Regions from separate parts of the Homo sapiens genome. Here region 2 is linked to region 1. A link is a loop called in an ENCODE intact Hi-C map of the cell type or tissue named here. Cell type or tissue: HCT116. All regions are shown on one strand. Links, peaks and the distances in the headings refer to the core of each region. The heading gives the core; the rest is flanking DNA. Region 1 overlaps INTS14 (integrator complex subunit 14). Region 2 overlaps LOC105370866 (a long non-coding RNA gene).

Evidence for each region. Hi-C counts contacts between places; a loop is a spot of excess contacts. Peaks named below come from ENCODE experiments on the same cell type or tissue, not always from the same donor. Only the 100,000 strongest peaks of a DNase experiment are listed, where the experiment ranks them.
Region 2: it touches region 1 in a loop (4-fold over the local background); 2 of 110 quality-filtered maps call a loop at or near these places.

What each region holds. Positions count from the first base shown.
Region 1 is chr15:65,593,110-65,598,109 of GRCh38, forward strand. It overlaps INTS14 (integrator complex subunit 14), which reads right to left. Exons shown (of 12, transcript NM_001394796.1): 7 at 2,624-2,716; 8 at 319-463. Among named protein-coding and RNA genes, the nearest start is that of INTS14, 16 kb to the right of the region's middle. In HCT116, for the core only: a CTCF peak has its summit at 3,020 (motif pointing right); no DNase peak of the experiment used is centred there.
Region 2 is chr15:65,833,073-65,839,758 of GRCh38, forward strand. All of the region lies in intron 1 of LOC105370866 (a long non-coding RNA gene), which reads left to right. Among named protein-coding and RNA genes, the nearest start is that of TRQ-CTG1-4, 33 kb to the right of the region's middle. RefSeq lists enhancers at 1-4, 737-1,467. In HCT116, for the core only: a CTCF peak has its summit at 3,847; a DNase peak (open chromatin) is centred at 3,829.

The DNA of each region.
Region 1 (5,000 bases), core at 1-5,000:
AAAAATTAGCCAGGCATGGTGGTGCACACCTGGGTCATGGCTACTTGGAAGGCTGAGATGGGAGGATTGCTTGAGCCTGGGAGGCTGAAGCTGCAGTGAGCCGTGATCATGCCACTGTACCCCTGGGGGACAGAGCAAGACCTCGTCTCAAAAAAAACAAAAAAAAAGGACTGTAGTAGCAGGTGGGAAAAGTGTGTGGCAGGAAAAGGAAAAAGGTGACAAGGACCTTTCTATTTCCTTCAGAAAAGTCTGCAAAATACTTCACTTTGTAAAATGATTTTCCCTTTCATTCAACCAAATGTAAACAAAGTTTCCTACCCTAATTGAACAATCGCTACCATTCCTTCCACTTTTAGGCTACCATGGAGCAGGACACAAAAGTTGGGTATTTTGCCTGCAATCTGATTGGCTGAATTTTCATCTTCATTGTCATCAGTGATGCCAGTACCCACCTCATCACCTTCTGTGAAAAAAAGAGAAAACAGGTCAGACTGAAATTACCTACAAAAACCCCAAACCCCAATTTATACTCTTGGATGTTTCTAGCCTTTAAGGGATAGTGTAGAGTTCTAAGGGAATATTATAACAAGCAGGAAAAACTCATTCCAGTTTTCCAATATCTACATAAAAGTCAGTTTCCACACATTATATGAATTCCATTTATATAAAACATCCAGAATAGGCAAATCTATATATACAGAAAGGATATTAGTGGTTATTTGGGGTAGGGGAAATGGGGGGAGGGGTCTGGGAGTTGATAGTTAAAGGGTACAGGGTTTCTTTTTGGGGTTATAAAAAAGTTCTCAAATTGATTGTGGTGATGGTTGCACAACTCTGCAAATATACTAAAAACCACTTTAAATGGGTGAAGTATATGGTATGTGAATTATATCTCAGTAAAGCTTACACACAAAAATCCATTCTCCACAGTTCCACTAGGATGTTTAGTTAGATGCTATCTGGAAGCTTCAGGCACCCATTTAAACAGAATTAGATACAGAGATGTCAAGTGCATTCATAACCAACAGGCTTAGGGCAGCACATGCATGTGAGTCCCCAAAGGTAAACAATGATTATAAGCTTTTTGACTGGATTCTCCAGTTTCTCTCACACTCTGCTGACAGATGAATCTTCCTACAATTAACTTCCCTCTAAAAATATCTGTCTGCTCTGCTTTGTTCAAAGACTTTCTAATTCAACAGGAAGAATTAGCCCAGTTTAGCTAGAAAATTCAACAGCCCTTACAAAATGGCCCTACTCTGCTTTCCCATATTTTTCTTTTTCTTTCTTTTTTTTTTTTTGAGATGGAGTCTTGCTCTGTTGCTCAGGCTGGAGTGCAGTGGCGCGATCTCGGCTCACTGCAAACTCCGCCTCCCAGGTTCACCCCATTCTCCTGCCTCAGCCTCCCGAGTAGCTGGGACTACAGGCGCCTGCCACTACGCCCAGGTTTTTTTTTTTTTTTTTTTGTATTTTTAGTGGAGATGGGGTTTTACCATGTTAGTCAGGATGGTCTCAATCTCCTGACCTTGTGATCCACCCGCCTTGGCCTCCCAAAGTGCTGGGATTACAGGTGTGAGCTACCGCGCCCGGCCACCTTCCCGTATTTTTCTTTTCACTATTCCCCTATATAAATGGTTTATTTTGCTTAATTTCTTTCTTGGTAAGTATACTGGCATGCAGAATTCCCCAGGGCCTTAGAACTAAGGGAAATCTGGCTGTTCTCTGAGAATAATAATTACCAACACAGTGATTATAAAGCTGTCTGTGGGTATATATTCAAGATTCTGTCTGTGAACATGTGATTGGTTATAGAATATCCAATACTCCAACTGAGATAACCTGGGCATAAATGGGATGTGGTCATTACTCAGTATGTGAAAACCTGACTGACTACATACAGTTCTTAGAGAAAGCTGATAAATATAAAGTGGATGGTCAGCTTAAAACAGAGGAAAAGATAATTTTAAGGGTAGAACTAGGATTTGAACCTGTAGCCAGTCAGGGACAAAAGCTCCTGCTCTATACCCACCACAGCACAGTGCCACCCCTGAAAAAGATAATTTTAAAGAGTTAGAGTCTAGCATTCTCCAGAGAGATGCTGAATTTGAGGAGATGACTTTATAGTTCCTAGAGATATATGCTGCAGTAAGGAGGACCCACAAGGGCCTGGATTCACCCATTCATTCAACAATATTTACTGAGTTATCTACTATGTGCTGGGCACCAGTAGAACAAAGAACAGATGTGATTCTTCCGTGTATAAAGCTGTATTTGACTTGCACATTTATCAAGTAACCATCTGATAACTACTTAAGCTTTCTCAGCATGTTAGTACTAGGAAAGGCAGAGCCCTGGATGAGGGACTAAGCATTCTCATCTCTAAAGAGGACCTCCACTGTCAATTCACAAACCAACACACAGTAAATATGTGTCAAAATGTTTCTACCATGTAAAGCAGAATTACTTTTTTGATATATTAGGCAATATTCCATTTTCTAAAATCCAATTCTGTAACTATTCCTTTCCCCTAAATTCTGCAAAATGGGCTATCCTACTATCTAAGATTTAAGAACAACTTTAGTTAATAAGACGCTTCAGACGTATCAGTGGAATAGGAACTCACCTTTGTTAAGTGCTATAGGTAAGACCAGATGTCTGGACAGAACTGGGGGACTTGAAATATCAGCTATATCAATAAATCCCACTATTTCCAAATCTGAAATGAAGGAATCAACACAGAATTAATTCATTCTATGGAAAAGTACATTATTTTCCATGTATTACATTTCACAAATGCACTGTTTAGGTTGGGGTTTCAAATATGATGACTGGGAAAGTTATTAGATTTGTATATGGAGTCGTCTAATAATTTGCATTTTAAGCTGCTCAGGAAATAATGATAACTGTCATTGATTTAATGAGTCTAAGTTATATGACAAAATCAGCTAAATTTTATTTTTATAAGGTTAGGACCCCAGCCAAGGCAAAAACTGAAAGGTCTAATCCCTCTGTGTAGTCAGGGATGTTCAGGTCACCAGGGGGCATCATAGTCAAACACTTCCGCAGCAACTACACTCAGCCTTTGAAGAATAAAGCTATTGTATTAAAAACATCTCTCTGAGAAAGAACTGTATTCTCTACAAAACTAGGGTAAGCAGTCTAAATATGACAATGACTTCTCTGCTTTATAGACGCTGTAGTAAAGACCAAAAGTATTTGTTGAAAACCTAAAATAAATAAAAATGAATGTTGTAACCAAAAGAACTTAAACATTTCGATTATATAATATAAAAACTTAAAAACAATAAAAATTATAAAGAAGAAAAAGTCACTCATTATTCATAATCAAAGGAAATCTCTATTAATATTTTATTGATGTGCTTTTCAGTCTTTCTTCTAGATTAATACCCATATTTTCAAAAGAATTTTTAAAAATCAGAATCATGGTGAACACCTTATATTTCTTTTTTCTTTTTTTGAGATGGAGTTTCGCTCTTGTTGCCCAGGCTGGAGTGCAATGGCGCAATCTCAGCTAACTGCAACCTCCTCCTCCTGAGTTCAAGTGATTCTCCTGCCTCAGCCTCCCAAGCAGCTGGGATTATAGACATGTGCCACCACGCCTGGCTAATTTTGTATTTTTAGTAGAAACGGGGTTTCTCCATGTTGGTCAGGCTGGTCTCCCGACCTCAGGTGATCCGCCCGCCTTGGCCTCCCAAACTGCTGGGACTACAGGTGTGAGCCACCGTGCCCGACCCTATTTCTAAAATATTAGGAAGTGTGCTTCTCTGGAGATTTGCTGTCCATACCTCCCTTAGCTGAGTAATAAATGCATTAGTATAAGCAGCTAGATATTTTTCATTTGAGTAGAAAAAGGTCTACTTTATTTTAAAGCAGTTTAGCTGCAAGAAAGATCTTCCACTAAGAGTTTATATGGGAAAGAAAAGACCTATTCAAATTTACTCATCGAAAAAGGATGGGAAGGAAGTGGAATCTAACTGTTATGAAGGCAACAAGACTTTTGGTACAACTTAATGTACTACTGTCTAGTCACAGTAGAAGAGATGGATGCCTTGCTTCCAGAAGCTAAAGGCACAAAAAGTAAAAAGACTGTTCACAGCCCCTCACTCCAACACTCCTTAAAAATCTGTATACCACAAACAATGAGCATTCACTGAACATTTAATTCTAATCATTTATTGACTGAACAATTACCTATTGGGCACCTACTAAGTGTCAGGCACTATGCTGGACATCAAGGCTGTAATGGTGACTGAAACACTGATAATATCCAGCCCTAAAAGATTTAACATGCACCTAAGATTCAAGGAGTCCACCCACCAATAGGAAGCAAGTCTCCTCTCCACTGCTCCTTGCTATTTTTGACTCTTCACTTTGCCAGTCTCAGTTAAGCATAGTATTGGCAACACGAACCAGGTAAAAGCTGTGGTACATCACTTTCTTTCAGTCATAATATAAGCAGCAGTGCTAGAAGAGTACACTATATCAGATCCAAGAACTCCAAGACCATCTGGTTGATTCTCCCTGCCTAGCCAATAAGAACTAGAGGAAGACTTCCCAGGGTCACATATCAAGAGTCATACTGCAAAGTATAGAAGCTAGCCCTTCTTATATGACCTTAATTATGATACTAATTAAGTTCAGTATGTCTATTAAGAATCATCTCAAAGATTTCAATGCTAGTGAATACGGCTATGATTTCCAACTCTAATAATTCGTGGTTATAATTATCTAGGATTGGAGATCAACTGATGACCTTACCATAAAAGACCAATATTCTGCCACCCCTTAGGTAATGAATCTTCCAATCCAAAGTGCTGATGACAACAGCACCCTAGTACAGGTTGAGTATCCCCTATCTGAAAATCTGAAATCCGAAATGCTCAACAATCCACAACTATTACACATGCACGAAGCTGACACGAAGCTCAAAGGAAATGCTCACTGGAGCACTTTGGATTTTCAGATTAAGGATGCTCAAT
Region 2 (6,686 bases), core at 1,687-6,686, 240 kb after region 1:
TCAGAGAGTGACAGCTCAGTTGTAGGAAACCAAAACAAAACCGGATACTTAGCGGAAGTCCTGTGGTGTTGTTTGGAGCAAGGCCACAAGCCCTCTCTGGGAAGGAAGTGCTGAAGCAGCTACAAAAATTTCAAACTGAAGACCAGGAATCCAGAGGCAGTATTTTAAAATAATACTCACATGAGCGAGGCAGGGCCTTGCAAAAGAGCACCTACACATTACTTAAGGAGTGTTTTATAATGTTTTGAAGATGCTACTTCCTAAATTACACAAAGAGCTAGAGAAGTTAGCCAGAAAAGCAATGTGGGTAAAACTGTTGTTACATTTAGATGGGTTGGACAGTTTGTAGCCTAGATGTCAGAAAGAGTGCTGAAACCTCCATGGGTCCTCATATAACTTCCCTGGGCATAAAGGACCCCTTAAGAAGGGTGAGTATCAAAGCAGAGGCTTCTAAATATTCAGGATAGCATGAAGACAGAAGGAGGACATATTGACAGGACTAGGTGAGGAGACAGTTCATTCATGGCTTTTTTTTTTTTTTTTTTTTTTGGTAACACTTGATTTTTTCAACACTTATACTAGGGTCTTCTTCATCAGGAGGATGTGGATGTTTAACATATCATTAGGCCCGGGATCATTTAAATCCATGTTTGGTGAGTGCTTTAAGAGAGTGAGTGATTATTAAATTCCTTCCATTGTAGGAATGGCAAATGAAATCTCCTTAATGGTTTTAGAGAATAAGCTTTTGTGCCTGGAAGAACTAGAAGACAATTCGATCACCAAGTTTTGGTGTCTTTAGCCCCACTCCTCTCGTTCTCCTCACTTAACTTCTTTCCTTTTTCCTTTCTGCCTCTGTCTACTTCTGACAGAGCAGGTGAACAAACAGCAAATGTGCAGAAAGAGGGTGTTCACTTCCCACCCTGGTGCTGTTGCTGCAGACTGCTTTAGAGCTGCTGTCTCCTGGGCTCAGGCAAAGTGCCAGCATCAATCTTTGTCATCAAAATCCCCGTGTCTGCCCTGTGTGCTGGGTGCCCTTCAGAGCCAGCAGGCCAGTTCCAGGCATGCATTTAGGTAGAAGACTGAAGGAGGGACTAGAGAAAACATTCAGAATTAGACAATAAGGATGAAAGAGGGGCAGAATCAGGTAAAAGTAAATATTTCACCAGTCTGTGTCTTACTGATGCATACAGTAGTGTGCCAGTAACACTGTTCATTTCAACTTTTTGCAATGATGGAAATGTTGTATATCCATGCTGTCTGATATAGTAGCTACACATGGGTACTGAATACTTGCAATGTGGAAAGCGAGGATGTTTTTATCCAGTTTAATTTTTGTTTATTTATTTTTTTTGAGACAGAGTCTCACTCTGTCGCCCAGGCTAGAGTGCAGTGGCGTGACCTCGACTCATTGCAACCTTTGCTTCCCAGGTTCAAGCAATTCTCGTGCCTCAGCCTCCCTAATAGCTGGAATGACATGTGCATGCCACCATACCTGGCTAATTTTTGCATTTTCAGTAGAGATGGGGTTTCACCATATTGGCCAGGCTGGTCTTGAACTCCTGACTTCAAGTGATCCACTCACTTCAGCCTCCCAAAGTGCTAGGATTATAGGCATGAGCCACCACACCCGGCCCAGTTTAATTTTAATTAATTTAAATGCAAATAGTCATTTGTGGCTGGTGACTACTGTATTAGAGACACTAATGTTTCATTGTTTGTTTTTTTTTGAAATAAGATCTCTCTGTGTTGCCCAGGATAGAGTACAGTGGTGCGATCATGGCTCACTGCAACCTCCGTCATCTCCTGGGCTCAAGCTATCCTCCCACTTCAGCCTGCTGAGTAGCTAAGACTACAGGTGAATGCCACCATGTCCGGCTAATTTTTGTATTTTTAGTACAGATGGGGTTTCACCATGTTGCTCAAGCTGGTCTCGAACTCCTGGGCTCAGGCAATGTGCCCGCCTCGGCCTCCCAAAGTGCTGGGATTATAGGTGTGAGCAACCTCACCCGGCCAAGACACTGGTGTTTTAAAAGATAACAGAGAAACATAGGAGACCAGAGATTAGTGTTGGAGTTCTGGGGTCAGATCCCAGCTCTTCTATATATATTTGTTATTAGCTTGTAAAGAAGACACTTAAGCTCTCTGTACTACTTTTCATACAACTGTAACTGGGGCTTAATAATGTTTACCTTATGGTATTGTTATGATAGGTATGGTGGATGGAAGCTTGGATGGGAGGAAAGAGTCATTGACAAGTGTACTCTATCAACAAAACTGGCCGTAAGTATCTGGAAGAGGCAGAGGCCCAGGAGATGTGTACCTTTTCACAAACCCGGCAACCCTGGATTACCAATTGTGTTGCCAAATTGTTGCAGTTGCATTAAGATGTCACATTCATAGCTCTTTTTACTTTTTCAATGTTTTCATTGGAATCTTTCACTTTTATTCTGAGAAACAGATGTTAAAAGAAAAACTGTAGCCAAATTAAATTTAAAAGAGTTTAATTGAGCAAAGAACAATTTGTGAATCGGGCAGCCTCCTGAGCCAGAGTATGCTCAGAGACTCCAGCGCAGCCACATGGTGGAAGATTTATGGCCAGAAAAAGGAAAATGACAAACAGAAAAAAGAAGTGAGGAGGAGAAACAGCTGGATGGGTTACAGTTCGGTGTTTGCCTTATTTGAACACGTTTGAACAGTTGGCCATCCTTGACTGGCCAAAACTCAATGATTGACACAAAAGTAGACTACAGCCTGTATACAGCTCCATTTAGGTTATAGTTCATGATGTACAGAGAAACCTTTAGGCTGAACTTAAGATATGTAAGGAGGCAGCTTTATGCTAAACGTGATTTAACACTGGTAAGGCAAAGGCTATCAGTTGGATTTTCCAGATGAGAACACAGGCCAGGCACAGTGGTTTACGCCTGTAATCCCAGCACTTTGGGAAGCCAAGGTGGGAGAATCACTTCAGGCCAGGAGTTTGAGACCAGCCTGGGGAGCATGGTAAAACCCTGTCTCTACTAAAAATACAAAAATTAGCCAGGCATGGTGGCACACACCTGTAATCTCAGCTACTCGGGAGGCTCAGGCAGGAGAATAACTGGAACTCGGGAGGTGGAGGTTGCAGTGAGCCAAGGTCATGCCGCTGCACTCCAGCCTGGGCGACAGAGTAAGACTCCATCTCAGAAAAAAAAAAAAATTGCATAACAAAACCTTCTCTCTGGAAGACAGCAACTGCAGTCTTTACCACCAGAGAATCTCATGTATGGCTTCCACATGGCTGTGAATAAATGATTTTGTCCTGCAATCTCCTCCTTTGTCTGGCTGAGTTTATAAAGTGCTTGCTACTCAGGCATCAAGAGTATTTCAGCAGACATCTGCACATCCATTTGCTTATACTTTCATCCTATAATTATTTAATTACCTTCTTTTAGTGCCTATAAATAAGAGCTCTGTCATCTGAGAAAAGCCCAGGAAAAATAGAAGGACCATAGAATTTATTTTATTTTATTTAATTTATTTTTTTTTTTTGAGACTGAGTTTTGCTCTTGTCGCCCAGGCTGGAGTGCAATGGCACGATCTCGATTCACTGCAAACTCTGCCACTGGGGTTCCAGCAATTCTCCTGCCTCAGCCTCCAGAGTAGCTGGGACTATAGGCATGCACCACTACATCTGGTTAATTTTGTATTTTGAGTTAACTTCAGGTGATTTCGCCTGCCTCGGCCTCCCAAAGTACTGGGATTACAGGTGTGAGCCACTGCACCTGGCCAGAAGGGCCGTAGAATTGAAATTCAGGTGGGAAAACCACTTTCCCATCTTGGCATGCACAACAATGCCCCCTGTTGACTGAGGCATGCCAGCTTAAAAACAACAACAAAAACAAAGAGTAAGAAAAAAACCAAAATAAAACAAAACAGTCCTCCCCGCAATAACAACCAGCTTTATTGAGGTATAATTGTTATACAATAAATTGTCCTACTTAAAGGGTACAATTTGATGAGTTTTAACATGAGCATATGCTGGTGAAACCACTGCAGTCAAGATAATGAACGTTTCTATCCCAGACAGCTTTTCCATTTCAGGGCAAACAGGGTGAGCACCTAGTTCAATACTATGTGGTAAAAGCTATACCCTCCTTTTAAAAATAATAGCACCGGCCCCTGCAGGGCCTTATTTATTTATTTATTTATTTTGTAGAGATAAGGTCTCCCTATGTTGCCCAGGCTGGTCTCAAAACTCCTAGGCTCAAGTGATCTTCCTGCCTTGGCCTCCCAAAGTGCTGGGATTACTGGTGTGAGCCACCACACCCGGCTAAGGGCCCTCTTTATTTCAGTGTCTGTTCTCATTGGAAAGAGAGCCCTCCATTTGATCTGTATGTGGCCTTTCCTCCTCTCGTCCAGTTACAAGGCTTGTCATTCTGTTGAAGGCTAACTTCTGTGGTGCTTTGGTTCTTATCCTCTTCCAGCTTTCTAGAGATTCCTTTTTAGGGAGCAGTCTCTCTCTCTGCTGAATCATTCACTTATCTACTAGCTCCTTTTCAATAGTAAAAACAAATACAAACAAAGCAAACAAACAAAATTAGTACCTCTTTCTGCCTCCCCCTTCCTCCCTTTAGGCACCCCTTGCTGTACCTCATGCCTTCTTTTCTCGGCCAGACTTCCAGAAATAATTGTCCAAACTCACTCTCTCTCTCTCCACTTCCTCACTTCCCTCACTCTCTTAAAGCCACCCCCACCACCACCACCACACAGATACTATTCTTGACTAGGTCACTCACTACTTCCCTGTTGCTCAGTCCACTGGACCCAACTCAGTCCTTATCATACTCAGACACTGTTGACCATTCTGTCCTTTAAAAAATAGCTTTGTTTTTACAAAAGCAATTGATGCTTTACAAAAAAAAAAAAAGGCAAACAATAAATGAAAGAATTAGGAGGCTCCTCCATGGTTCACTTGGTCTCACTGCTGCAAACAGGGCCAGTACTGCAAGAACTCTCAGCAGCCAGCCAGCCACCCAGTGCAGCTGCCCAATTCACAGAGCAGCCCCAGAAAGTCCCAGAAATTAGTCACTGTAGCCTTCTAATTTGGGGAAATTTTCTTTTTTTTCCTCTTTTTTTTTTTTTTTTTTTGAGACTAAGTCTCACTCTGTTGCCCAAGCTGGAGTGCAGTGGTGCGATCTCAGCTCACTGCAACCTCCACCTCCCGGGTTTAAGCGATTCTCCTGCCTCAGCCTCCCAAGTAGCTGGGACTACAGGCACATGCCACCACGCCCAGCTAATTTTTTTGTATTTTTAGTAGAGACGGGGTTTCACTGTGTTGGCCAGGCTGGTTTTGAACTCCTGACCTTGTGATCAGCCTGCCTCAGTCTCCCAAAGTGTTGGGATTACAGGCGTGAGCCACCGCACCCAGCTGGGAAATTTTCATACTTGCTCTTTCATAGACATTATGGAAGCTTTGCAAATTTTTTTTTTTTTTTTTTTGAGATGGAGTCTCGCTCTGTGGCCTAGGCTGGAGTGCAGTGCCACGATCTCGGCTCACTGCAACCTCCGCCTCCTGGGTTCAAGCAATTCTCCTGTCTCAGCCTCCTGAGTAGCTGGGATTACAGGCACGCACCACCAAGCCTGGGTAATTTTTGTTTTTGTTTTTTGTTTTTGAGACAGAGTTTTGCTCTTGTTGCCCAGGCTGGAGTGCAGTGGTGCAACTTCGGCTCACTGCAACCTCCGCCTCCCAGTTTCAAGCGATTCTCCTGCCTTAGCCTCCCTAGTAGCTGGGATTACAGGCATGCGCCACCAGGCCTAGCTAATTCTGTATTTTTAGTAGAGACAGGGTTACTCCACGTTGGTCAGGGTGGTCTCGAACTCTCAACCTCAGGTGATCCTCCCGCCTCAGCCTCCCAAAGTGCTAGGATTACAGAGGTGAGCCACATGCTTGGCCTTGTATTTTTAGTAGAGATGGGGTTTCACCATGTTGGTCAGGCTGGTCTCGAACTCCTGACCTCATGATCTGCCCACCTCAGGCTCCCAAAGTGCTGGGATTACAGGCATGAGCCACCGCACCCAGCTGGACAAATTTTATATAAATAAGTACATACATACATGATCGGATGCGGTGGCTCACACCTGTAATCCCAGCACTTTGGGAGGCCAACGCAGGTGGATCACCTGAGGTTGGGAGTTCGAGACTAGTCCGACCAATATGGTGAAACCCCATCTCCACTAAAAATACAAAAATTAGCCGGATGTGGTGGTGCGTGCCTGTAATCCCAACTACTTGGGAGGCTGAGACAGGAGAACTGCTTGAACCGGGAGGCAGAGGTTGCAGTGAGCTGAGATTGCGCCACTGCACTCCAGCCTGGACCACAGAGCAAGATTTCATCTCAAAAAAAAAAAAAAGGAAGGAATGCCATCATCCCAAACCAGGTGTTCTGGGAATGGGGTTGGCAGATTAACAAACAAACAAACAAACAAACAAACGTACATACATATATAAACAGAGAAGGGCCTATATTCAGTAACTCTTCAATTCTGGTCCTAAAAGTGGCTTTCAATCCTGCCCTAGAGATGACACAATCCTGGATCTACGTAACTAGCCCATGTTGGTCACTTTGAGCAGGAAGCCAGTCAGGGCATGGCTTTCCTGATAGCTACCAGTCATGTTCCCCTCCTTAAAGCTTATCTTTAAGAGA